5 separate regions of the Mus musculus genome follow, and all the other regions are linked to region 4. Evidence: chromatin loops called from intact Hi-C (ENCODE). Cell type or tissue: left cerebral cortex. All regions are shown on one strand.

Region 1 (5,000 bases), 710 kb after region 4:
GTGTGCAGTGTATTGCCCCCTTTATCTTCATAGCAGCCTTGTTTATAATAGCCAGAAGCTGGAAAGAACCCAGATGCCCCTCAACAGAGGAATGGATACAGAAAATGTGGTACATTTACACAATGGAATACTACTCAGCTATTTTTAAAAATGAATTTATAAAATTCCTAGGCAAATGGATGGACCTGGAGGGTATCATCCTGAGTGAAGTAACCCAATCACAAAGGAACTCGCACAATATGTACTCACTGATAAGTGGATAATAGCCCAGAAACTTAGGATACCCAAGATATAAGATACAACTTGCCAAACGCATGAAATTCAAGAAGAACGAAGACCAAAGTGTGGACACTTTACCCTTTCTTAGAAATGGGAACAAAACACCCATAGAAGGAGTTACAGAGACAAAATTTGGAGCTGTGACGAAAGGATGGACCATCTAGTGACTGCCATATGCAGGGATCCATCCCATAATCAGCTTCCAAATGCTGACACCATTGCATACACTAGCAAGATTTCGCTGAAAGGACCCAGTTATAGCTGTCTCTTGTGAGACTATGCCGGGGCCTAGCAAACACAGAAGTGGATGATCACAGTCAGCTATTGGATGGGTCACATGGCCCCTAATGGAGGAGCTAGAGAAATTACCCAAGGAGCTAAAGGGAACTGCAACCCTATAGGTGGAACAACAATATGAACTAACCAGTACCCGGGAGCTCTTGTCTTTAGCTGCATATGTATCAAAAGATGGCCTAGTCGGCCATCACTGCAAAGAGGGGCCCATTGGGCTTGCAAACTTTATATGCCCCAGTACAGGGGAACGCCAGGGCCAAAAAGGGGGAGTGGGTGGGTAGGGGATTGGGGGGGGTGGGTATGGGGGACCTTTGGGATAGCATTGAAAATGTAAATGAGGAAAATACCTAATTAAAAAAAAAAAAAGAAAAAAAGAAACAAGAAGCTGGGTTATGTTGGAAAGCCTATAGAATTTGGAGTTGGCAAATCTGAGTTTAGAGTCTGTCTCTGTCACCACCTGTAGCTGTAACCAGGGATAAGTTATATCGCATCTCTGTGACACACGGTTTTACACCTAGAAGATAATACTAATATATACACCATATGTTATAATTAAAACGTGGTCTTATGGGACGGCTTCAATCATAAACAAAATACGATGCCTGGCGCTTGAAATACACTCAGTAAATGTGATGGTCCACACCTTTAATTCTAGCACTGGAAGGCAGAGGCAGGCAGATCTTTGTGAGTTCAAGGCCAGCCTAGGCTGCATTAAGAGTTCCAGGACAGCCAGGGCTACACAGAGAGACCTAGTCTCAAGGGGTTGGGGGGAGGGGATGAACAAGACAAAGGAAAAAAATATAGTCTTTCATACATATTTTAATCTTCTCTTTATAAAACAAACAGGGCTGTCTCAGCTTCCCTGAGCAAGAGCTGTCTACTTACAGGACCCTACTGTGACCTCTCCCTGGCACCTTGAGGAGAAAGCAGAAGCCAGCAACATCCCACACACCTAGGCTCTAACCAAAACAACACTCCTGCGAACCCCAGCTCCTTTGGCTTGCAAATCTTTGCTCCTTTGGCTGGCGACTTCAAGGGGTGGAGGGCCAATTCGCCATGGCGGTTTGTCCGTGCAGCATGTCTGACAGGCTGGGCGAGGAAGGCGTTAATGTTTTCTGACAGGCGACCTCTAATTGTGGGAGCTTTTCTTCTGGGGCTTTCTGTGAAATTCTGACTTAGGCAAGCAGCATAACGAAGCGCTAGGGCATTGAGCAAGGGCTTGCCCTACACTGAGCTGGGGAGCTTGGGGTGGGGGTGGGGGTAAGGGTGGGGGGTGGGGGTGGTCCAGGATTATTCATGAAGACTTTTCATCTGGTTTTGTCTTTTAACTAACCTTTGAGTTTGATCAGAGGGCTGGCCGGCCTCCCTTTCTCCAAAAGCCCTGCTGGCACCTGGACAATGGAGACAGACTGTTTTTCTAGTAAAGAAAGATAGCTGGGGTGGGTGAGAGGGGGACAAGGGCTAGCTGTGTGGACTCTGAGGGGAGGGGACAGGCCACCATTACTTCTGTCTGGGTCTTCTGGATAGGAAAGGTTGTTGACAGAATTCTCAGCCCCCCAACACTGAGGCCACGGTCCTGTCTGCTGCCTCTCCCCTCTCAACAACTCTATCTCAGTGGATGCACACAGTGGTCTGATTTTCCCCATTGGCGTCTCAAGTGCCAGGTTTTTCTGCAGCAGTCTTCTCTTGCTCCCTCTTCCCGTCCACCCCACTTTCTTTCAAAGGGCTTATTGGCTGGAAGCCGCTCTAATTTAGAGACGTGTGATTTTGCTGTTGAGATTTTAGACCGGAAATGGTGGGAGGCGGGGGAGATAAAGAATAAGTGAGAGGAGGATGGAGAAAGAAGGAAAGAAGAGGTGGAGTCGACAAGGACAGTTCCTGAAAGACGTAGCTGAGGTGGTTTGGTCCTGGAACAGCAGAAGGACAGGTCCATAGGTCTTTTCGCAGGGACAGGGGTTGGGGAGATGGTCACTAAGTGCCTTTGCTTCTGGCGTTTTGTCTCCTGCATCCATTTCTGTGCAGGACAGTTCAGACTCTGGACCCAAACCTCTACTCCCACTTTGTAGAATGTGACTCCCTTAAAGGAGCATGGTTTGGCGGCTTTCCTCCAGCTCATCCCCAAAATAGCCCAATAGCCATCGCATCAAAAGTGGCTTTGTGAGAGGCTGGCCGCCTGCAGAGGGGCGCACGCCAGACGTTCTGGGAGCTTTTCCCACTGGGCTCTGCAACCTCTCTTCATTTTCGGCGCCCTTCTTCATTTCTTCCTCTCCCTTTCCTCTCTCTCCTCTTCGTCTCTCCAATCTCTCCTTTTCCTTTCCCTCTCTCTACTGTCTCCCTTAACCTAATTCATTCAATGTGGGCCTCACCTTCTACCTATTCTTCCTCCTCACGCCCCTCACGGCCCCTTGCGAAAGGGTTCCCAGTCTGATCTCCTTTTACCTGGGCTCCTACCTCCCTTCCCCACGCCCTCTGGATCAGGTAGCCCCAGCGCGAGCAGCTGACAGCAGACGCATGCCTGCAGCCAATCAACGCCCGGATGCGCAGCGGCTTGAATAAATCATTAAGCCCGACACGCGCTCAGGCTAGCGCTGCACACTGCAACTTGCTTCCTGCCATTAACCTACACACCCTCTTTTGTAACAACCTAATCTTGCATACAAAGGAAGAACGCATATAACTCGGACCCGCGCTAGAGCCAAGCCAATCTCACATGCAGCAGAGAAAGAGCATTGGGGCGGGGGGGGGGGTGTCAGGAAATCTATTTGCTTCCCTACCGTTGCCTCCTCCATAACCTGGAATTTCTGCGAGAAATTTGAAAACAGTCATGTCTCGGCCCAAGAGTAGAGGGACGTTCAGAGAGACTTTAAAGCCATAATGAAGGGGAAATGCACGCGGTCATTGGTTTTAGTACGTGGAAAAAAGACTTCTTAGTGGTCTTTTTTTAAATGCTGCATATATTGACGACTCAATCTATGACAATAAAGTCCTAGAGATACTGGCTATTTACTAACATTTCATCATTGCCCACCCCCCCTTTAAGTAAGTGCTTACTAGGTCACATAGCCAAATGACCATGAGGCTGTAGGTGGCTCCACCTGCCTCAGCTTTTGCTCACCTTACCTAGCACCAACTCTCTACCGAGCTCAAAAAGATCAACCTGAAAGGAGCCGGTTGAAAGACAGCCATTGGCATCTCTGAGACCCTTTCTTTAGTATTCATCCTTATTAGAGCTATATTATACTCCACTGCCATCAAATGTGTAACTAACTTCTTTTCCAAACTTGCAGATCTAAAGAGATGAAGTAAGATTTTCAGAGATGATGTTGAAGAGAGTTTGTGTCAACCTTAGAAAGACTCCTACTTGAGAACCCTAAAAAATCTCACAGGAAAGTTATCCGTCCATTTGATCATGAGGCACAATGGTTAAGAAGCAGTCAGGGGCAGAAGAGGATTTGCCCCGTAAGGGGCAGATGAGAAGAGTTAATAAAGAGACAGAAATACATATGGGTGAGGGCAAGTGAGCCTGGAGGGGTAACACCTGAGCAGTAGAGACCAGTAAAAATGGGAAGCCACTGATAGTAACCTCTGAGCCTGCAAGAGGAAAGATTGTTATTGAACATTAAAAAGTTGCATCTGTGGCAGAAACAACAGTTGACAAACTGTGGCCTTGGATCAAGGAGCCTCCACTTCCAGAGCAAGTGAATAAGAGAATATGGATTCCCCCAACCTGTCTCCCTTTCTAACTCTGTACTCTTTTCTGGTGCCTCTCCCTGGGCAAACCTAGCAGGAAAGCCAGAGAGCTCCAGTGATGAACTCTATGGTAGGTAGCTTGCTAAGACATGGGGCAGAAAAAGACAGAGACTAACTCTGAGGATTAAAGGTAACAGAATGCGACAGACACATCAGTAGAACACTGCAGATCACCCGGATTCTTTTCTCTAAACAATTGTTTTCAGGCACTAAAGTGTCGATAATAAACAAGACAGAGAAGGTCCTTGTTCCTGGGCATGGCACTTACTTCTGCATACACGGCAAGTCACAGTGCAATCACGCAAAAAGCAAAAACACAAGGATTTTCACATTCGTGGTTAAATCCTAGGAAGAAACAGAAGGGTAGATAACTGGCAGGTGAAGACTGGATCACGAGGACTGCTTCTTGGGGGGTCATCCAAGCTGGAGTTTCTAAGAAACTTTGATTCTTCTTTAACTCTTAGATACTGTTCCGTGTGGATAGTTGGTACAAATTCAGTCTAAACAGTGATTTACACAGGTTTGGTTAGTTGTCAGGATACCTAGAGTGGGAAACAAAAATCATGCAGGCATAATATATGTATTGGTCTCGTAATTTCTACCATAAGGCTAGTTATCAGATCCCTGTGTATGGTTTAACGGACTTGCTATGGATACTGAGGAATCAGGTTGTTCCT
Region 2 (5,000 bases), 180 kb after region 4:
CATTTATTCATCCTTGAAAAACCCAGGATGTCAAGGAAATAAGGGATAGTTTTTTACATCAGTGGTTGTCTATCTTATCGCTAGTCTGTTAATCTATGGCAATGTCATGACCTGTCCTCCACTTCTAAATCTGCCTGGCAAGCAGCTGTCTCCACCTCCCCATCACTCCAGCATGGCCTGTCCCCACTAGGACTAGTCCCAATGCACCAGCCTTGTCTGTCCCTTTCTGCCTACTTGTATCTAGCAGATGCCCTGGGCTGAAAGAGGGCTGCCCTCAAGGACGACATGTACATACCCAGGATTGAGATGAAGGAAGTCAGCTGTCCTTGCCACATTCCTCTGGGTTCAGTATTTAATTCTCTGAGTCTCTGCATGATGTTTCCATAGCAGTTCAGGCCATCACCCACATAACCTTTCTGGCAAGTGCATCTGTAGAGAGGGTGAAATCAGATTCTCAAGGCCTTGGAGCTATCAAGAGTTGAGAGTACATAGCCCAACGCTTCATTTCACAGATGAGGAGAACAATATAATGAACAGGATTGGAGAGGCCGGGAGAACCACAGACTCAGTGAGCAGTCAAGTGTAGAACCTGGCTTAGGGTTGCCTTTCCAGAATGTGCTTAGATAATATAATGTGCACACTTATTAACACTAGGCAGCTTTGCATGTTCTTTGTAGAAGTAATTTCCAAAGTGTGGTCCAGAAAGCATCCACATCAGAATCACTCACGACATGTTTGCTACAAATGTCGACTCAAGGGCCTCAAGGACAGAATAAGCTACCCATGGTTAAGCATGATTGCCAACTTGATTGGCTGTAGAGTCACTTTGGAGACGAATCTATGGGCACGACTGTGAGATTATCTACATTAGGTTGATTGAGGAGAGGAAACCCATTTCAACTGTGGGTGGCACCATTCATGCGACTAGGATTATGTTTTGAACAAAAAAGAGAAGGGACAGGCCATAAACAAGCGCTCTTCACTCTCTCTCTTCTTCCAGGGCACAAGGATTCATCACTCTGCTCCTGCGCACAAGCATTCAACACTCTCTGTTTCCTGTACATAAGCGTTCATCAGTCTCTGCTCCTGCGCACAAGCATTCAGCACTCTCTGTTTCCTGTACATAAGCGTTCATCAGTCTCTGCTTCCTGTGCACAAGCGTTCATCACTTTCTGTACTTCCTGTACATAAGCGTTCATCAGTCTCTGCTTCCTGTGCACAAGCGTTCATCACTTTCTCTGTTTCCTGTACATAAGCGTTCAGTTCATCAGTCTCTACTTCCTGTGCACAAGCGTTCAGCACTTTCTCTGTTTCCTGTACATAAGCATTCATCAGTCTCTGCTTCCTGTGCACAAGCATTCAGCACTTTCTCCTCTTCCTGTGCACAAGTGTTCATCACCTTGCTTCCTGTGCACAAGCATTCATCACTCTCTGCTTCCCGAGAACACGTGTTCATCACCCTACTTCTTGCACACAAGCGTTTTTTTTTTCTCTTTCCTGACTGCAGCTGCAGCTGCCTCAGGCTCCTGGGCTGTGGCTTCCCCACCATGATGGGCGATGCTTTCAAACTATGTGCACAAGTAAACCCCTTTCTTAAGCTGCCTTTGTAAGAATATGTTGTCACCACAGTGGAAAAATTAGCTAACACGTTACAAAGGCAGCCTGCAGGCCATCCACATAAAATAAGTGCCCCCTGCTCTCTCCCTTCCTAGCCGAGGTTTCTTCTTCCCCAGGAAAGCCTCCTCAGAGCCCATTTCCATGCTGGGTCAGCTCTCATTGCATGCACTATCACTGTACTGTGGCCCCTCTTTGTAACGTTTTCCTGCTTGGTCTGGTTATGTGATAAATATTCACTTCCCTCTCCAGTGAGAGGAAAGGCTTTGAGTGTCTTTGTTCTCTGTGCTCACTCCAGAATGCAGAACAGGGCCAGGTGTTTAGGACACTCATAGTCAACAGTCACACAATAAATAGGAATCGAGTCAAATACTTATATTCCAGAAGTCAGACAAATGATATAAATTTAATGCAGTCATTCAGAGGTAAAGATGTGCGAGCCTCGGCTGGCAAATGTCTAGTGTGTTGATTGACAGCACTTGGCAACCTCAGTGTTTTATCATCGTATCTTGGCTAATTTCAAACTACTTGTTAACATGCTGTCAACAAGTCTGGGAAATCGCTGGAAATTTAGCACTCAGCTCTGAATCTGGGGGTGCTGGAGGCTGCCTGTCCCTGTTTTCAGAGTTGACAGCTGAAACTGTGAAAGTGTGAAGGAAGGTGATGTTAACTAGGATCCGGAGACAACGGAGAAATGAAACACGGGGAAGGGGAGGAACCTTCCAAGGAGGAGAGCTGAGGGAGCTGCAGGGTACTGTTCAGTTCTCAGCACAGCACAGAAGTGATGTGTTTCAGGCTGTATCCCAGAGAGTAACTGTACTCTCATGCACTCAGCTGTGTATATAGGATAAACCTCTGAGAGCCCTGTGCCTGGACCACAGCACGGATCCTTTAGATCTCTCTTCTCTTCTCTTCTCTTCTCTTCTCTTCTCTTCTCTTCTCTTCTCTTCTCTTCTCTTCTCTTCTCTTCTCTTCTCTTCTCTTCTTTCTTTCTTTCTTTCTTTCTTTCTTTCTTTCTTCCTTCCTTCCTTCCTTTCTTTCTTCCTTTCTTTCTTTCTCTCTCTTTCTTTTCTCTCTCTCTCTTTCTCTCTTTCTTTCTTTCTTTCTTTCTTTCTTTCTTTCTTTCTTTCTTTCTTTCTTTCTCTCTTTCTCTCTTTCTTTCTTTTTTCTGCCATTTTTGTTCTGTTCTCCAGTCTAGCCTTCACTGAGCCTCAAAGGGATTTCCTCCGAAGAGAGAATCCTGTTAGCAGCATGTTCCAACCCTCCTGATCCCTTTCCCTTACAGAGTAATATGTAAGACTTGGGTACCTGCTGCCTGCCACAAACCCCAGAAGCATTAAACTGATATATGTTTTAAATAGGATCTCGCTATGTAGTCCAGGCTAGCCTCCAATTCTCAATCCTCCTGCCTCAGCTTTCCAAATCCATACCATTGTGCAATACCTCCCTATGCTTCCTTTTAAAAGGCATTAATGGTCGGTTTTCCTCTGACTGTTTTTCCTATTGGCAGTTTTCTGGTCGTTAAGTATGGCACCGATTAATTAAGGCGTGGGAGCTTACTGAGGATTGGAGCTCTTGGAGGTGATGCAGTCCTCCCTGTGGAGATTCAAAGTCTCAGTGCAAACCACACAGGCCTCACCAGGACTCCATGTGGAACTCTTGTCAGCTACTGAAGATCCTTCTCTCGCCAAGTCCTTATGAGGCCAACGGTCTGTCTCATGTGAAGTGAGAATCCCGTTTTAACGGCCTCAGCGTCGAGGAATGTAGGAGACATAAATATTTTTAATTTTTCCTTTAAACCTCAGGCCAAAGTCCAAGTCGTTCTGGGGACTGTTTTCTGACTTGAATATTCTCAGTTTTCTGTGGCGCATTCAGAACCTCTTTGGTGCATAGGGTTGTTGTTATTTTTTTAATGTTTTATTTTGTTTTTATGGAGTATAAACATCTCTTAAGGCTTTGAAAGCACACATAGCCATTTGCACTTTGTGTTATTGGTTGACATTGGTGACTGTGGATGCTGTGTGGGCTGAGCTAGTGTAGGTTTCCAGGAGACGTACACCACGAGCTTCCTTCATTTCTTCCTTTCCTTCACTGATTCATGTGTTGCTCCAAGCTCTCATTCATCCCATTGGTTCAGCCAGTGACACATGTTTACAGGAAAGGTGAATAGGATGTAGTTTTGTTCTAGTTGGACATAGAAATCAGTAGCAATTGTAATAACTAGAATTTATTGATAACTCATAGGCCAGGCATTAGTCACTGTGATATCTATTTTAACATAACAACTATAGGATGCGATCTATACTTAGCTTTATTAAATTGCTTTTAAGTGTCTAGTTTTTAAAAAAGATTTATTTAATTATTTATTTATTTTATGTATATGAGTACATTATAGCTATATAGATGGTTGTGAGCCATCATGTGGTTTCTGGGAATTGAATTCAGGACCTCTTTGGCCTGAAGATTTATTTATTATTATATCTAAATACACTGTAGTTGTCTTCAGACACAGCAGAAGAGGGCGTCAGATCCCATTACAGATGGTTGTGAGCCACCACATGGTTGCTGGGATTTGAACTCAGGATCTCTGGAAGAGCAGTCAGTGCTCTTAACCACTGAGCCATCTCTCTAGCTCAACTGTCTAAAGTGTGTGTGTGTGTGTGTGTGTGTGTGTGTGTGTGTGTGTGTGTGTGTGTACAGGGAAATGTCTGATGAGGCCAGAGGTGTCAGATGTCCTGGAGCTGGAGTTATGAGTAGTTGTGAGCTGTTGGACATGTATGCTGGGAACTGCACTTGGGTCCTCTGCAAGAACAGCATGTGCTTGCTGATCCATCTCTCCAGCCACTCCATTTTACGTATTATTTTACATATGAGAGGTTACATAGCTCAGTGAAGATCACACAGCCTGGAGGTGCTCATCACAGAGCTGGTCCATGAGGACTAGAGAAGTGTATAAGGAGCTCCGGAGAAAGATTGTAGTGGAGGATTGGTGGTGTTGCCCCTGGGGGAGGAGACACCAGACTGGCATCAGAGGATCTCTGTGTGTGTCCAACTCAGATGAAGCAGGTGTACCATTCAGTTGGAGGATGTTCCAAGTGGAAGAGAAGGCAGGAGGCATGCAGTTGAGAACATCATGGCACAGAGCAGTGCTCTAGACTGATAGGTTGTCCTTACATTCTTATGTTGAAATCCTAATCTCTAGAGTGCTATGCTAGGAACTGGGGACATAGGTTATAAGGTAGAGCCTCACCAATGGGATTAACACTTTGGAAAGGGACCTCAGAGCACATGCTAGCCCTGTTTCTACTGTATGAGGATGCAATGAACAAGAAGGCCCTGACCCTTGATCCAGAATGTCTCTTACATTCACTACTGTTGGTTATACT
Region 3 (5,000 bases), 190 kb after region 4:
TTCCTTTGAAATAGGGTCTCTCACTGAACCTGGAGCTTGGCTTGTAGCTGGTAAGCCTCAGCTATCCTCCTGTCTTTGAGTCCTACAGTGCTAGTGCTGGAGTTTTCTCTCCTTCTCCTTCTCCTTCTCCTTCTCCTTCTCCTTCTCCTTCTCCTTCTCCATCTCCTTCTCCTTCTCCTTCTCCTTCTCCTTCTCCTTCTCCTTCTCCTTCTCCTTCTCCTTCTCCTTCTCCTTCTCCTTCTCCTTCTTCTTCTTCTTCTTCTTCTTCTTCTTCTTCTTCTTCTTCTTCTTCTTCTTCTTCTTCTTCTTCTTCTTCCTCTTCTTCTTCCTCTCCTTCTTCCTCTCCTTCTTCCTCTCCTTCTTCCTCTCCTTCTTCCTCTCCTTCTCCTTCTCCTTCTCCTTCTCCTTCTCCTTCTCCTCCTCCTCCTCCTCCTCCTCCTCCTCCTCCTCCTCCTCCTCCTCTTCCTCCTCCTCCTCCTCCTCCTTCTTCTTCTTTTTTTTTTTTTTTTTGAGACAGAGTTTCTCTGTGTAGCCCTGGCTGTCCTGGAACTCACTTTGTAGACCAGGCTGGCCTCGAACTCAGAAATCCGTCTGCCTCTGCCTCCCGAGTACTGGTATTAAAGGCGTACACCACCACGTCCGGCTAGTGCTTCTACGTGCACAAGCCACACTGGGTTCTGGGTATTCAAACTCAGGTCCCCGTGCTGACACAGCAAGTACTCTGAGATGCTGAGTCCTCTCCCCAGTCCTGGAACTTACTTTTAACCACAACAGCCACTAAAGGGCAGCTAAGCAAAGATAGTGTCACGGAAAAAAAATGTAGCATGATCTCATACGAAATTATGAACTGACCCAGGCTAGTAGGTCTTATGGCATTGGACAGGTGTATCTTTCCAGTCTCCATGTTTCTCCCAGCAACTTAAATAATCCAAACATAGCTCATGGCTTTGATGTAGTATCCTGCTTTATGGCTAGAGAACCATAATGTCAAACCATTGGGGTTTATGTTTATTTCATATAGAAGTTGGCATTAACTAGTTTAGGATCTACCAAAATTTATCCAATCTCAACATTCAGGTTATTTCCACCTTGTTTTCTCTTACAAATGCTATGCCATGGATTTATTGGTCTATAAATTCTTATCTAACCCTTCTCAGCCCTCCCCCTTTTCAGGGTAAATTACAGCATCACCCTGTAAGTCTGTGTTACAGTTGGTAGGTTCCTCCGCCTTAGCTGGTAGGAACCCACACCTTTACTGTCATAATCCATTTGCAAATGGAGGAATAGAATGGGCAAAAAATCATACCAAACAAAAGCACCCTCCATCTGATTTCCGCCTGGCTGTGTGTGTGTTATCGCAGTTACTTGTGGGTTCTTGCCCTGTGCTTATTGCTGCTTTTCACGTCTGATTCTGATTATTTGCTCTTAGGTCTATTTTTAAAAAATACTCCTGACATTAAAAAAGTATACCTGCCATGAGAATTGCATTTTTTTTGTCCCAGTCTTTATCTTATGGCTTGACAAAAATTATGCTTCACTTGGAAGCAAATTTGACATTCCTTCCATGGGAAGCTCTCTGGACTGGATCCCTGTCTTACTGAGAAGGTTTGCTCACAGGTCTCCTGGGTGGTAATGGGTGGTGTCAGGTGGACAGAGACTAGCTGAGGTCACAGAGAGGACAGCACCCCACCTGGGGTTAGTGTGAACTTTTTTCACAGGTTTGCAGGGCTGTGTTGAAAAGACAGAGGCTGACTGGTATATGTACTGGCCATATCCACAGTACATACACACCTTGGGCTTCCAATACAACGAGTCTGTCCTGCGTGGAATCCAAACTGTTCTATATTTTTTTATTCCATCGGAGACTATAATCCAGAGGGTCTGTTGAGTGACCATTTTGATTATTTTAAAAATCATCTCAGCTTCTAATTCACTCTGTGGAAACTGCTTTGCCATTGGCTGAGCTAGGACTGGGAGAGGCCTTTAACAGGGAGGTCAAAAGGGAATTTCTCTTTTCTAGACAGAATTAAGGTTTGCCAGTAGAGGGCGCTGGCAGTACAGCGTAGCAGGCAGGAGCGACTGGGCTGCAGGGTAGAGCGCTCAGTGGGGTGCCTCTTTTGTTTTGTTTTGTTTTTGCTGTTGCAGCTGTCCACAGGGCTCAGTGGGATTTCTGCCGGGCTGTGCACCCGGAGTGCACCGGTCTCATCTTTAAGGTCAGCCCCCCTGATTTCACTCACCCCTGCTCTTCATCTTCTAACCAGACCTAGTGTCATAGACTGTAAATAACTTCCCATGGATCCCAATGCTTTGGCCCCCATTTCTATTTGTCATTTCTGTGCCCTTGGGTAAGTAAGTCACCTGGCTTTGGAAACTCTGTTTCTGCCGTCGTCTGCGTTTGTTAATGAGTTTTTATAACTGAGGCGATACTTTGTCTTCTTTATGGACTGTCTACTGCCATGGCCCCTGTTGTCCTCCCAGCCTGAATACTTCGTTCAGTACCCCGCCCTTCATGCTGCCTTCGGCTCAGCCTTCCCTACAGCACGGCTCTTGCCAATCATCCACCCACTGCCTCCCCCCTCCCCCTTGCTCTTCTCTTTACCTCTTCTTACAATGTTTGCCTAGTTTTCGGCTCCCTCTTACGAAACATTTGACAGTCCATCAGCTCCAGTGGAGCCCCAGTAACAAACAGAAAAGAAAAAACACATCCCAGCATCTCTTTGGTCTGGTGTAGTGGGTGAAGAAACACTTACGCTTGTCACACCTGGGCCCCCTGTACGCAGACAAGCACTCACAAGTTCCGTCACCACTGATCCCGCTGTTGCACACACCATGGACACAACTGCACACTGTGGGCAGAAAATGAGGGTCTGTCATCATCTGATAGGGGTTCTCCTAAAGATCCTGGAAGGGTAACAGTCTCAGACAGCCCTTCTGTCTGTCTGTCGGTCTGTCTGTCTGTCTGTCTGTCTGTCTGTCTGTCTGTCTCTCCATGAGGTAGAGGAAACTCCCAGAGAACCTAGCTTAAATCCTGGCTATGTTTTTTTCTTTTATCCTAGTTGGGATTTTCAGAGTGTAAGGCAGACAATGGTTCCAAGGCTAACTGAGCATTAAGTAAGGATGTGGCTCTAAAGCTTGCTTGGCATCATCATGGACACTGGGCTTCTCTTTTCTACTGAGCTGTTTGCTACCCCGTTTGACTTGGTGTCTTTGTATGAAGAAGAGAGCTTCCCATGAGGCTGTCCTTGTGGGTGGCTGATATCTCTGTAAGCAGATCTTGCATGTTGAAGGCAGTGCAGGGAGTAGAAATGTAACAACACAGCAGGGCTCAGAAAGACTATGCCCTGGTTTCTGCTAAAAATAGATGGCTTCTCAGCCCAGTGATAGGTCAGGGTTGGCAAATGAAGGGCCTTTCACATAAATGGTCAAAGCTTCTGCATCCAGCTGCTGGCTCATCTGTTACACGGTTCACTAACAAGCTAGCCAGCAGCATACTGAAGCCAAGACTCCCGCAAAGCACAGAGTATGAGGTTTCTGTTGCCGCTGTAACAAACGGTCCTGAAGAGGAGCCAGACACAGTCCAAATGTATTTGACGGTTCTGGGGGACAAAATGTCCCATTAGATTAAAATCAAAGTCGCAGTAAGGCTGTTCTACAAGAATCGCGTGTTTCTAGATTCATGACCCTTTTCTCCACTTTCATGTGAAGTGCCAACTTCCTCTCATGCTGCTGTCTCTATGGTTACCTCCTCCACCCATGCTGGACCCACCTGGGCAATCAGAGCAATCTCCGTCCTGGACATCCTATTTGTTGCCTCACTGTCCCTATTCCTGTTCAGGTCCTTTCCAGTCTTCCTCTAGAAGCCACTGTTGCTGAAGCATTCTAGTGCACTGTCTCCAGCTGGTTGCCAGCCCATCCACTCTTGTATTTTTGCACATTTGTTTTCTATGTGTATAAGATGACTCCTGTTTGTTCCCATTCATCTTTGTAATGTAGCCAGCAAACTCAGAATACTGTAGTAGTCAAGTTTCCAACCTCAAAGAGCTCATGGAAGGAAATAGCTAATCACAGCACAGTGTGATAAATGTTACCACCCTATGCATCAATGGGAGCAGGCCAGGAAGAGGTGGGGTGGGCACAGGCTTCATGAAGACCACTGCAGGGGGAAGGAACACGTTCATCCTGAACTCAGCCCTCATCCCTCACACATGTATCCTGTGTGTCCAACACTCATGCACCCTGTGAGTCCAGCACCCACGAACACAGTGTGTCCTGCACTCGTGCACAGTGTGTCCTCATGCACCCTGTGTCTTCATGCACACAGTGTGTCCTCATGCACACAGTGTGTCCTCATGCACAGTGTATCCTCATGCACCCTGTGTGTCCAGCGCCCATGCACCCTGTGCGTTGGCTTCTCTACATCCCTTTGGTGTGGCATGTGAGGTCCCCCTCATCCTTCAAGGACATTTCACTTCTATGGTGCCATCCCAGGAGTCCCAAAGCAGACTCTCTGCTCCTCTGGGCTCCAGCAGGGATGGAAAAATTCTAAAAGGAGTAAAAGTTCTTGACTCTGAACTTTCAGCTTTCAGAACGAGTTGCCCAGTTTGAGCTGCCTTGTTACATTGGCCCCCAAAAGCTAATACGCGCATTTATCTTGATTGAGCTATTTCTTTTCTTGTTCACTTTTGCCTCTGAGGTATGTCCCTTCCTCTCCTTGCCCAAGACTGGACCTGTGCTTGCCTTTACTGGCCACTTGTTCTCTCGGGCATTTTGAGGTTTAATGCGACATGATACAGGTGAGACATTATTAATCCCACTTTACCAATGGAAAAATTGGGAGCTAACTAGCAAGTGCTTACTCACAGAGCTGAAGCACTTGATTTGTCACAGCCATCTTTAAATCCTGGTTTTTGTTTGTGGTGGTGGTGGATTTTTTTTCCCTGTTTTAGCGAAGCACGTTAGCGTCTACCGATGGCTGCAGCGCTTGGAAGAGCCAAGCTCTG
Region 4 (5,000 bases):
AAAGGCAGCCTGTCCCCTTAAGACGGTCTCGCTCATTGACAAGAACGGCTTGGTGAGACTCTCAAGGCAGAGTGTTTCTTCTGCTGAGCTGGACAGCAGAAAGGGCCTGATCACTTCCATCTGCCGGCAACCCCTGCAGCTACCTCATAATGTGGACAATCCCTGGAAGTCCATATCGGAACTCGTGTCAGAAAAGTGGCTCTTCCACACTCCTCAGTACTGCTTCACTCCTCAGAAGCCAGGCTTCCCAAGAAGATCTCAGATTGAATCAAAATTGCTGAAGACCTCAGATGACCCCAATAAGGAATAAAAATAATTTTGGGCTGTTTTGTACTTTGAGTTTTTACTCATTTCTCTTGAAAGGCGTATGTGTGTGTGTGGTACAAGTGTGCACACACGTGTTTGTGTGTAGGTCAGAGGTCGATGTCAGTGTTCTCGTGCTTTCCCCCTTATTTTTTGAGATCTCACTGAAACCTGGAGCTCGGGGATTCTATTCGCCTAGTAGTCAGTGAGCACCAGGGGGCTTCCTGTCTCTCCGTTCTTTGTGCTGAGGCCATAGGAACTGGCTGTCATTTTTTTATAGCAGTGCTGGCGCGTGCTCGCAAGCTCTTAACAGACTACGCCAGGTCCCTAGCACCTATTTTGGATTCTTTCATCAGATATTTTCTTTTAACTCTGCAGGAGTGGTCACTATCCAGGTCTGGGGATTCAGTTTTCTTACTCTCTTATAACGCTGTATCTGGTTTTAGTTACAAAGGGTGGGTTTCAAGTGATCCACGTTTCTATGGTAAGTACAACAATCGTGATTCCACAGGGTCCTATAGTCTAAGAGAATATATAGAAGCACTCTTACCAATCGTAATTTAAAAAAAAATTCTATAGTATATTTTGACTTAAAAATTCACCTAAGTAAAATTGATGATTGTTATCACCAAAACTTTTTATTAGTAAAAATAAGAAAAGATAGGAAGTGAAATGTCCTCAAGTCATAAAGGAAGCTTTTAATGACCAGAGCCCATGGATTTGATAGCATATCGATTTGCACATTTTATTGTCCTCCAATTTTATCACTGATCCATAAAACATTAACCTGTAACAGTTAAGGATTACTTTCTAGCTACCGTCCTCCCTACCACCCAACAGAAGAGGGGACTCAGCTCTGTGACGATAGGCAAGCAATCTCACCTCTGTTGTGCCTCGGTTTCATTGTGTTTAAAGGAGAGACGCGGTACGTTCCTTTTAAGACAGCTGGGAAGAGTGTATGCGATAAAATATACAGCCAGCTTTCTATTAATGGTTTTCATTATCAGTCAGGGACTAGCTCCAGTGTCATCACCTTCCACAAAAACATCTGACTCTTCCAGCCCACAACTTGAGTCGCTAATGCTTGGGGTTGTCTCACACTGTGCCTTGTCTGTCCTCTCATTATTCTAGCCATTCCCACTATAACCGCCCCCCCCTACTCAGTGGTCACCATGGGATACTTTGGGAATTTCTTGGGGCCCAGTGTTTCTCAGGTAGGTCTTGAATTGGTGATAGAAAGTCCCGCAGGAGCGGCATGGAATAAGTGCAGTTAAGCAAGTGAGTGGAACAGGTACCAAGCGTGCTGCCAGCGTGGGCAGGAGACTGCTAATCATGTCCGGAGGACCTCTCTGGAGGTGGGAACCCGGCTTTCCAGAGGCCTGCACTGTTAAGGAAATTTACATTTATCGGGAGTCTTCAGGGGCAGGATCTTGCAGACGACTTTAGACCTCGAGTGTAATCTCGGCCCAGCAACTCTTTAAAGGGCAACTCTTGGATAGGCCCAAGCTCAGCCTCAGGGCAGTCTCAGAGAGGCACCTGAGATCCAGGAGATACCTGCAGAAGCCTTTGACACGGAGTGGGTCGCATTCCAGAGACTGGGATCAGAGATGGATAGTGCGTACACTCATCAGTGCAATCAGAATTGGGGCCCGCCACGGAAGGCAAGAGGAAGGTAGAGCAGAGTCTTGCTGGCAGCGATAGGGTCGGAGATGAGTCATCCTAGCCCGTGTGACTTCAACCACCCTCCGCCCCCTCCTGCCTCGCGGGTCAGGAAGTGACCGCAGCCGACCGGGCGCTGAGCCCTGGCAGCTCCGGCCACGCCCAACCCGCTTTCTCTAAGGCCTCGCCCTTGACTCCGCCTTTGACTCAACCCAGACTCCGTCCCACTCCATTTCCACAGGCCCACACCTGACCCAGCCTCTAACTGGCCTAGGCCCCCGGCTCTGTCTCCCCAGGTTCGGTCCCTGACTCTGCCTCTGACGCAATCGAGATGGTCCAACTCATTCTCTCTCTAGACCCTATTCTTTACTCAGCCGGGGCATTCCTCTTTCCAACCAGGCCCCGCCCCTGACCCAGCTCAGGCCCCACCCATCCCGCAGCTCCTAGCCTAATCCTTGACCCCGCCTCCTGCTTCCCTCTAGAACCCGCCCACCTCCCCAGCCTCGCCCCCGGCTCCGCCCCACCGTGGGTGGTTCTTGGGCCGCGCCGGCACTTGCTCAGACGTAGGAACTGCCGGCGTGCGTCCCGGAGCCTCGCGACGCTGGCCATCCGTGCCACTGGCAGCTTAGAGGCAGCATGGCCACGGTGGCAGCGGCGGCCCGCGGGGCCGGGGCGAGGGCGGCGGCAGGGCTGCGGAGTTGCGGCGGGGCCGTGGCTCGAGAACGACCGCGCTCGGGCTGCGCTCGGCGCCTGTGCTCTGCCCCGGCTGCCCCGGCTGCCGTGGACATGAAAAGCTACCTGTGGGCGCGCTACCACGAGGCGAAGAGGAGCACGGACGGTGAGTGCGTGTCCCAGCTTGCGCCGCCCACTCGAGGACCCCTCGGGTCCCCCGCACCCTGCCTCTGTCGCGCGGCCCCCGCGGGGAAGGCGACTCTAAAACTTCGCAACTCTTTTTTGGCTTTCCCCCGCCGGGGAAGCTATTTCATACCTGGGGATTGTTAAATCTGGAGTGTACATCGCAAGTGCTCTGGGCCGCTGCGAGAGTTCCAAGGGCGTCGGTAGGAAGACATTCCCCCAAACACCGTTAGGTGTCATTCACCCTGGGAATGGTAGTAGCAGCCCAGCTTGCTGCCGCGCTGTCCTAGACAGGCTCCAGCGCAGGCGACTGGGTCAGGAGGATGAGCCGGTCTCCCTTTTGCAGGGTGGAGTAGATAAAATGTGCTGTTTGAAAGGGGAGGGTGGTCTGGTTATCCACCGCCCTCTGCGAGGAGAAGAGGAATACTTGTGGTCAGGTGAACTGAGAAAGAGCTTGGCTGGGCGGTTAGGGAATCGGAGAAGGAATGGAAAGAGGAACCAGATTATAATAGTATCAGGTATTGATGTCGACTCTGAATCGCCCATAGCCTCCGGAGGAGGGGGTCATGTCCATTATGTAGACGGGAAGGGCGAGCAAGGGGCCTAAGCAAAAACTGATTTTGACTCAGGGTCGGGAATCCATTGTCCTGTGTGTTGCTTTGTGCTTCTTGCAGTCAAACGTTTGGAACCTGGAGTAAAGGGCCAGTGAAGCACAGACACTGAAGCTGTCAGAGGACACTGGGATTTGGGGAGGGGGTGGTTTGGGGAGGGTGCTACATGAGGAAGGGGGTTGGTGAGGGAACGTTTTTGTAGGATTTCCATTTGCATCTTTGGCCACATGCCTGTTCAAGTGAAACAAAACCCACCTGGAATATCTTCACAACACATTCCGAGGTGTAAGCAATGGAGACTTCTTTGAAAGAGTGGCTTATTGGTTTTGGCCAGGCAAGTGTTTTGAGATGGGTTGTGTATTCCAGGCCTTAAAGTCATGAGTCTCCTGTGTGTTCTATCCTTCCAGGCGGGCGGGAACCACCATTCCAGGCAAACGTGTGTCCTGTCAGGGCCCTGTCAGCTCTTCTCTCTTGCTTAGTTTCCTCTTTCTTTTTGGTCTTTTTGAGACAGGGTTTTAAGGTAACCTTAAACTTGAAGCAATCCTCCTGCCTCAGTCTTTCAAGTGCTGGAGTTATAGACACGAACCACTCACTACTCCTGTCTTTTGTTTTTCTTTTCTTTTGTTTTGTTTTGTTTTGGTTTTTTTTGTTTTTGTTTTTTGTTTTTTTTAAGACAGGATTTTTCTCTGTAGTCCTGGAACTCACTCTGTAGACCTGGGTGGCCTCGAACTCAGAGAGATCTCATGTCTCTCTCCTGGAATCCTGGGATTAAAGGTGTGTGCCACTATGCCAGGCTATTCTGTATTTTTGGTTAAAAACTTTACTGACATGTATGGAGAGAATGAAATACAGAAACCCCTATACAATATTTAAACCCATTTGGCTGTGGGATTGGGACAATTCACACATGTCCTCTTGAGGAGTGAGCTATGGTTAAATGACTCAGTGTTTTGGTATGTACCTACTATGGAACAATACTTAACAATAAAAAGAAGAGTACCATTCATCTAACATACAAAAAAAATGTATATTTTAGGGAGTTACACTGTGGAGTGTGTCTGTGGGGTGGGGGTAGGAAGCCAGTCTCCAAAGGTTGAAGGGTAATTGCATCTTTAGAAGAAACTAGAGGTAAAATTTCTTCTCTCTTGATATTTTAGACAGGGTTTACCCCTTGTGGCCTGTGAGAATTAGAAAGGTCCTGAAGTTTGTTCACCCATACAGAAAATGGGGATATTACTGACGTGGTAGAGTTTTGGTATGGTGTAATGAGTCCCCCCACCCTCCCAGTTAGCCTCTGAGAATAAAGCAGTATTGGGTTGTAGACAGAGATCAGTCCTGGGGAGTGTCGGTTTGGGGTGCTAAGTCCGGAGCATGAAAAGCTGAGTTTCTTCCTCTCTGGCCCTTAGTTGCAGTAAGGGGATAACATAGCTTGGTGTTTCTTCTTCCTCTTCCTCTTCTTCCTCTTCCTCCTCTTCTTCCTCTTTCTCCTCCTCCTTTTTCTTCTCCTCCTCCTCCTTCTCTTCTCTTCTTTCTCCTCTTTCTTTTCTTCCTCCTCCTCTTTTATTTTTATTT
Region 5 (5,000 bases), 50 kb after region 4:
AAATCGATCTTTGGTATAGGTATGCACAGATAAGAAAAACAGTGTATATATAGGGTTTGATGGTGCCCACGATTTTAGGTTATAAGGGTTTGGGGACGTGCCCTGAGGATAAGGAAGGTGGCTTCTGCCTGACCTGCACCCTTTCTGTGACTGTGCATCTGATCAGACTCACAAGTGACCTGCATGTCATGGCTGTAGTGACCGAGTGGCACATGGCTCTGGAAACAGGTTTTGTTTATTTTCCTTTCTGGCCTATGGAAAATGCTTGATGGCTAAGAGAATAGGTAGCCTTGGTTAAGAGAATGGGTAGCCTTGACAATATTTCTGTGACATATGGAATGAATTACACAAGACTTGGTTAGGGAAGTAAGAAAGGGGAAATAGCACGTATATTTCTACCCTGGTTTTATAGGAGAGAAAACTGAGGCTGAGAGAGAAAGTAACTTTTCATTATAGAGTAGTCTGTAGTATGAAGCCATGTAGCTGTGAAGTCTGACTGACTGAAGGTTAGACCCTTGTGCTCATTTCCTCCTCTCGGCTCTCTGGGACAAGCCTGAGATCACAGCCTGCACATGTCCATCCAGAGATTCCCTGAGCCCAGTAGAGAAATCCCTGATGCTGGCCTCACTCTGGTGTTCGGCCCTCTGGTCTTCACCTGCCTGGTCCCCTCAAGCTCTGGTGCATTGACGCCCTCATTGGTACCACATTTCAAGGGGTGGGCTGTCAGATGAGTGTCTTTTCTCACTGCCCGGCCCTCAGCACCACAGCCCCAGTCTGGAAAATTCCATTATCTAGAGCGCTCCTGTGGTGGTTAGTTTCAGAGAATGTATCCCATTATTAAGAAAACATGTCCTGGGAGATTGGGTTTAATTTGAGGAAGAGCAGCAGAGTCATTTGGAGTTAAGCCTGACGAGTTACGCAGAAGAGTAGAAGTCTCTCCTTGGTCGTGAAGTACGTTTAAAATGGGTGTGGCTGCTGCTAGGAGAGCTGGTGACTTGTGGGCCTTTGCAGGAGGCCGCTCAGACCGCATACGGGCGGCAAATTTCTTTAAAGGCCAGGAAGCGGATATTATAGGGTGTGTGGGCTCTGGACTATGTCATAAGCACTCAGTGTTTCTCAGTACAGCCATTAAGTAATAATAAATATTTCTAGGCAGTGGTGGTGCATGCCTTTTATCCTAGCACTTAAGAGGCAGAGGCAGAGGCTGGTGGGTTTCTGTGAGTTCGAGGCCAGCTTGGTATACAGAATGAGTTCCAGAATAACCAAAGCTACCCAGAGAAACCCAAACCCAAGACCAAACCAACACCAACATCAACACCAACTGAACAAAAAGTACTATTGTGACTAATAACTTAGACCCAAGTACTTTAAATAGGCTTGATACTTGAGGATTGTTTGACAGTGTCCCTTGTAGAGAAGGGATGGCACACGAGGGTAGGTTTTCTCTCATGGGGACAAGCACATTTGATGCTGGTGCCGTGGGTTCTGGTGAGGAGATTGCTGGTGCGATGCAGTGATGGAGAAAGCCCTGGAGGGTAGGTGTTAGGGTGTCAGAGCCAGGCCCAGGAAGAGCTCTCTCAGGACAGGCACAGAGCAGGGTGGCCCTGCCCTGGGAAAGCTGCTCTGTATTTGCTCGGTCGTCTGTGGTCACGGTCCACTGGGTCCCACCATCGTCCTTGGGCGCCCTCTAACTTCAGGACCAGGGCTTACCTGTTCAGTGGATGAAGATGCCAAGTGTGGTGTCCTAAGTTCAGTACTGGGATTCTCAAAAGAGAATCCATCCTGCAGTTTGCCTCTGACCTCTTGTCTCCTCATGCTGACACATACATGCCCTCTCCCCAAGTAAATAAAGTGTACAAGAAAAACAAAAAACTTAAGAGAGTCAGGACTGGTGGTAGAGAAGCAGAGGCAGCTGACACGCGGTCTCCCCCATCTCTGGCAATGCTGACCTGGAGAATGGTTCTTGGACTTGGAACTTGAACTTGGATCTTCCAGTCGGCTCTTTCCATCTACAGAGCCTGCGCTGGGTTCACCTGAGGGCTGGGAGTGCAGAGGAGAATTTGCATGGCTTCTGGCAGCTACTCTGAGAAAGAGATTAGTTTTGGCACTTCGGCAGGCTAGTCACCACCCTGGAGACTTCCCTCTTGCAGGTGTGGCTCTGTCTCATTCACACCAGGCTGCTGTCAGTCTGTCATAGACCAGTGGCTTAAGTACCACCTGCTTCCTGCAGTTCCCCGACTGAGGTGCCAGCTGTCACTGTTGGTAAGATCTGGCCTCGTATGGTAGAGAGGTTGGAGAATTCTGAGGTCTCCTTTATCAGGCCGTGGATCTCATTGGTAAGAGCAGTCCCACTCAAGGAGTTAATTACCCCCCTAAGGCCAGACCTTCTAAGACCATGCCTTGGAGGTAAGCATTTCTGCTTAGGAATGTCAGAGATATAAGCACCCTATCTCTAGTGAGCGAGCTCCTTCCTGCTTATGTGAGGTCCCAGGGGCCTAGTTTATGGACTAGGATGGAGTGGTGGCCAGAGGTGAGGCTGAAGATTGGGTTGTCCCGGGGTTTTCTGTGGCCTGTTCCCACAATGGCTGCCCTCTTTTTGCCTGTTGTGTCTTCAGTATCTGGCACAGGGAAACCTGGAATTCAGTGGGCACTGAATGAACACAGGCACACATGCATGCACACATGCTCAAGCACACACACACACACACACACACACACACACACACACACACACACACACACATCTCTTCCCCTTCCCCATATTTTGCATGTCTAGAAGTTCCTTGAGGTACCCTATGGATTTTAGCTCTAGAGTCTGTGGTGGGTAATTTGTTAATGTAAAATGTGGACACCAGGGCTGTAGAGATGGTTCAGGAGTTAAGAGCACTGGCTGTTCTTGCAGAGGTCTCAGGTTAATTCCTAGCACCCACATGACATCTGTAATTATAGTCCCTGGGTATCTGATGCCCTCTTCTGGTCACCATAGGCACTACATGCATGTGATAGGCACAGACATACTGCAGGCAAAACACCCATGCACGTATAAAATAAATGTGAACCCTAACTAAAAACATGTCTACAGAACCCCTCTCAGAGCTCACAGTGGTGCAAGCTCAGGGCCCTGGTGCTGCAGTAGAGCACAGATAGGATATTGTCAGTGTCAGCTACGTCCTGGGTGGTGACAGATACCAGGCAAGAAATCCAAGTCTTGGGCTCAGCCGCGACAGGTTTTGTCTGGCTGACTATTGAGCTGGGCAGCAGATCTTTGACTGTCAGATGGGAAGCACGTGGTCTGTTGTATAGTCTTGTCCTCTTGAGTCCTAAGATTGCCTAAGGTGGTGAATTGAGGCAGCACCATGTGTCCCCTGCAGTTGTAAGTCCCTGACTCTGGTTGTTTGTGTGCCACATAATGGCTTGTAGGGTCCTGTCCATCAAATTTTTTTCCATCTGCTTACATTTTGACTCCTCAGAAAGTCATATTTCCCTTCCATTGAAGCTAAAGTAACATTAAGGGATATAGAAACTAAGACTGTTCCTCTCCTGTCTCGAATTAGTTTAAAACATGCTCATTCAGTGCTCATTTCCAGCTGTCATGGGCTTAGCTAGAATCTGTGGGTGTACTGCCACGCCCACCACGCCCACCACCCCCTTCTTGCCCATTTCTCAACCATTGCAATCTTATTCAGGGAGGAGAGGCAGTAGGTATCATGAAATGTATATTTAGAAAGAACAACACTATCAACCAACCAGACCCCCACAGAGCTCCCAGGGACTAAACCACTGACCAAAGTGTACACATGGGAGGGCCCATAGCTCCAGCTGCATATGTAGCAGAGGATGGCCTTGTCGGGCATCAATGGGAGAAGAGGCACTTGGTCCTGTGAAGGCTTGATGCCCCAGTGTAGAGTAATTCGAGGGCAGGGAGGTGGGAGTAGGTAAGTGGGTGGGGGAACACCCTCATTGAAGCAGGGGGGATGGGATAGGGGCTGGGGGGGCGACTGGGGAAGGGGATAACATTTGAAATGTAAATAAAGAAAACAGCCAATAAAAAATAGATGTAATGGGCACATCACATTTCATATGTGTATGTAATGTGTTTATATATAACATTTAATAAGTTTCATGTCTTCATAATTTTCTATTTTTCTTGATTAAGCTACACTTGTCTTAGAGTGGTGTATGTGCACGATAGTGTTCGCACACCTCCTCATTTGTGTGAGGTCAGAGGATATCTTGCGGGAGGTGGTTTTTTTCTTTCAACAGGGAAGAGCTCAGATCAACAGCCTTGGTGGCAGGTGCCTCTGTCTGCTGCACCCTCACTCCAGCCCTATGCTGGCTGTCTTGTTAGGGTTTCTATTTCTTCAACAAAACACCATGACCAAAAAACAAGTTGAGGGGAGGGTTTATTTGGCTTGTGCATCCAAGTCGCTGTTCATTACCCAAAGAAATCAGGACAGGAACTCAAGCAGAGCAGGAACCTGGAGGCAGGAGCTGATGCAGAGGCCACGGAGGGGAGCTGCTTCCTGACTTGCTCCTCATGGCTTACTCAGCCTGCTTTATTATAGAACCCAGGACCACCAGCCCAGGGATGGCTCCACCCACCATGACCTGGGCCCTCCCCCATCCATCACTAATTAAGAAAATGCCTTAGAGCTGGATCTTATGCATTTTCTCAGTCAAGGTTCCCTCTTTTCAGATGACTTTAGTTTGTGTGTCAGGCTGACATAAGAGCAGCCCACGCCTTAGGTTTCCAGTACTGGACAGCTGGATCTTCTCTGTGTGTCAACAAGCCAGGCTTTCACTGGGGAAAGTGGGTACTTCACACAAGTGCCCAACTGTTAGACTTAAGGAGGAGGAAGGATTCCTTCATGAAAAGTTTCCCATTAAATAACTCTTACTGCTAACGAGTGTGTTTGAAAGCAGAGCCCTGGAAACTGTTGGCTTATGTCCCTGCAGGTCCACAGAGACGCCGAGTCACAGCTGGTTTTACAGGAGTGGAA

Evidence for each region. Peaks named below come from ENCODE experiments on the same cell type or tissue, not always from the same donor. Only the 100,000 strongest peaks of a DNase experiment are listed, where the experiment ranks them.
Region 1: it touches region 4 in a loop (4-fold over the local background); 2 of 42 quality-filtered maps call a loop at or near these places.
Region 2: a loop joins it to region 4, with 1.9 times the contacts of the local background. A loop is called at or near these places in 9 of 42 quality-filtered maps.
Region 3: it touches region 4 in a loop (2.5-fold over the local background); 9 of 42 quality-filtered maps call a loop at or near these places.
Region 5: it touches region 4 in a loop (2.3-fold over the local background); 9 of 42 quality-filtered maps call a loop at or near these places.

Annotation. Positions count from the first base shown.
Region 1 is chr10:87,483,347-87,488,346 of GRCm38, forward strand. No RefSeq gene overlaps it. Among named protein-coding and RNA genes, the nearest start is that of Ascl1, 7.8 kb to the right of the region's middle. In left cerebral cortex, no CTCF peak of the experiment used is centred here; DNase peaks (open chromatin) are centred at 2,342, 2,739 and 3,081; H3K4me3 peaks cover 1,142 bases; H3K27ac peaks cover 1,239 bases.
Region 2 is chr10:86,959,889-86,964,888 of GRCm38, forward strand. Stab2 (stabilin 2) reads right to left here. Exons shown (of 69, transcript NM_138673.3): 10 at 296-429. Among named protein-coding and RNA genes, the nearest start is that of Gm16271, 9.8 kb to the right of the region's middle. In left cerebral cortex, no CTCF peak of the experiment used is centred here; a DNase peak (open chromatin) is centred at 2,239.
Region 3 is chr10:86,970,087-86,975,086 of GRCm38, forward strand. Stab2 (stabilin 2) reads right to left here. Exons shown (of 69, transcript NM_138673.3): 6 at 2,751-2,846. Gm16271 (predicted gene 16271) reads left to right here and starts at 2,055. Exons shown (of 5, transcript NR_165263.1): 1 at 2,055-2,213. In left cerebral cortex, a CTCF peak has its summit at 2,036 (motif pointing right); DNase peaks (open chromatin) are centred at 2,057, 2,605, 2,813, 3,131 and 1 more place; H3K4me3 peaks cover 194 bases; H3K27ac peaks cover 648 bases.
Region 4 is chr10:86,776,512-86,781,511 of GRCm38, forward strand. Ttc41 (tetratricopeptide repeat domain 41) reads left to right here. Exons shown (of 16, transcript NM_001003910.2): 16 at 1-332. The coding sequence ends at 310. It overlaps Nt5dc3 (5'-nucleotidase domain containing 3), which reads left to right and starts at 2,494. Exons shown (of 14, transcript NM_175331.3): 1 at 2,494-2,800. The coding sequence starts at 2,599. In left cerebral cortex, a CTCF peak has its summit at 3,048; DNase peaks (open chromatin) are centred at 2,163, 2,419 and 3,003; H3K4me3 peaks cover 3,164 bases; H3K27ac peaks cover 1,825 bases.
Region 5 is chr10:86,826,744-86,831,743 of GRCm38, forward strand. Nt5dc3 (5'-nucleotidase domain containing 3) reads left to right here. Exons shown (of 14, transcript NM_175331.3): 13 at 4,957-5,000. Among named protein-coding and RNA genes, the nearest start is that of Nt5dc3, 50 kb to the left of the region's middle. In left cerebral cortex, a CTCF peak has its summit at 2,977 (motif pointing left); a DNase peak (open chromatin) is centred at 4,828.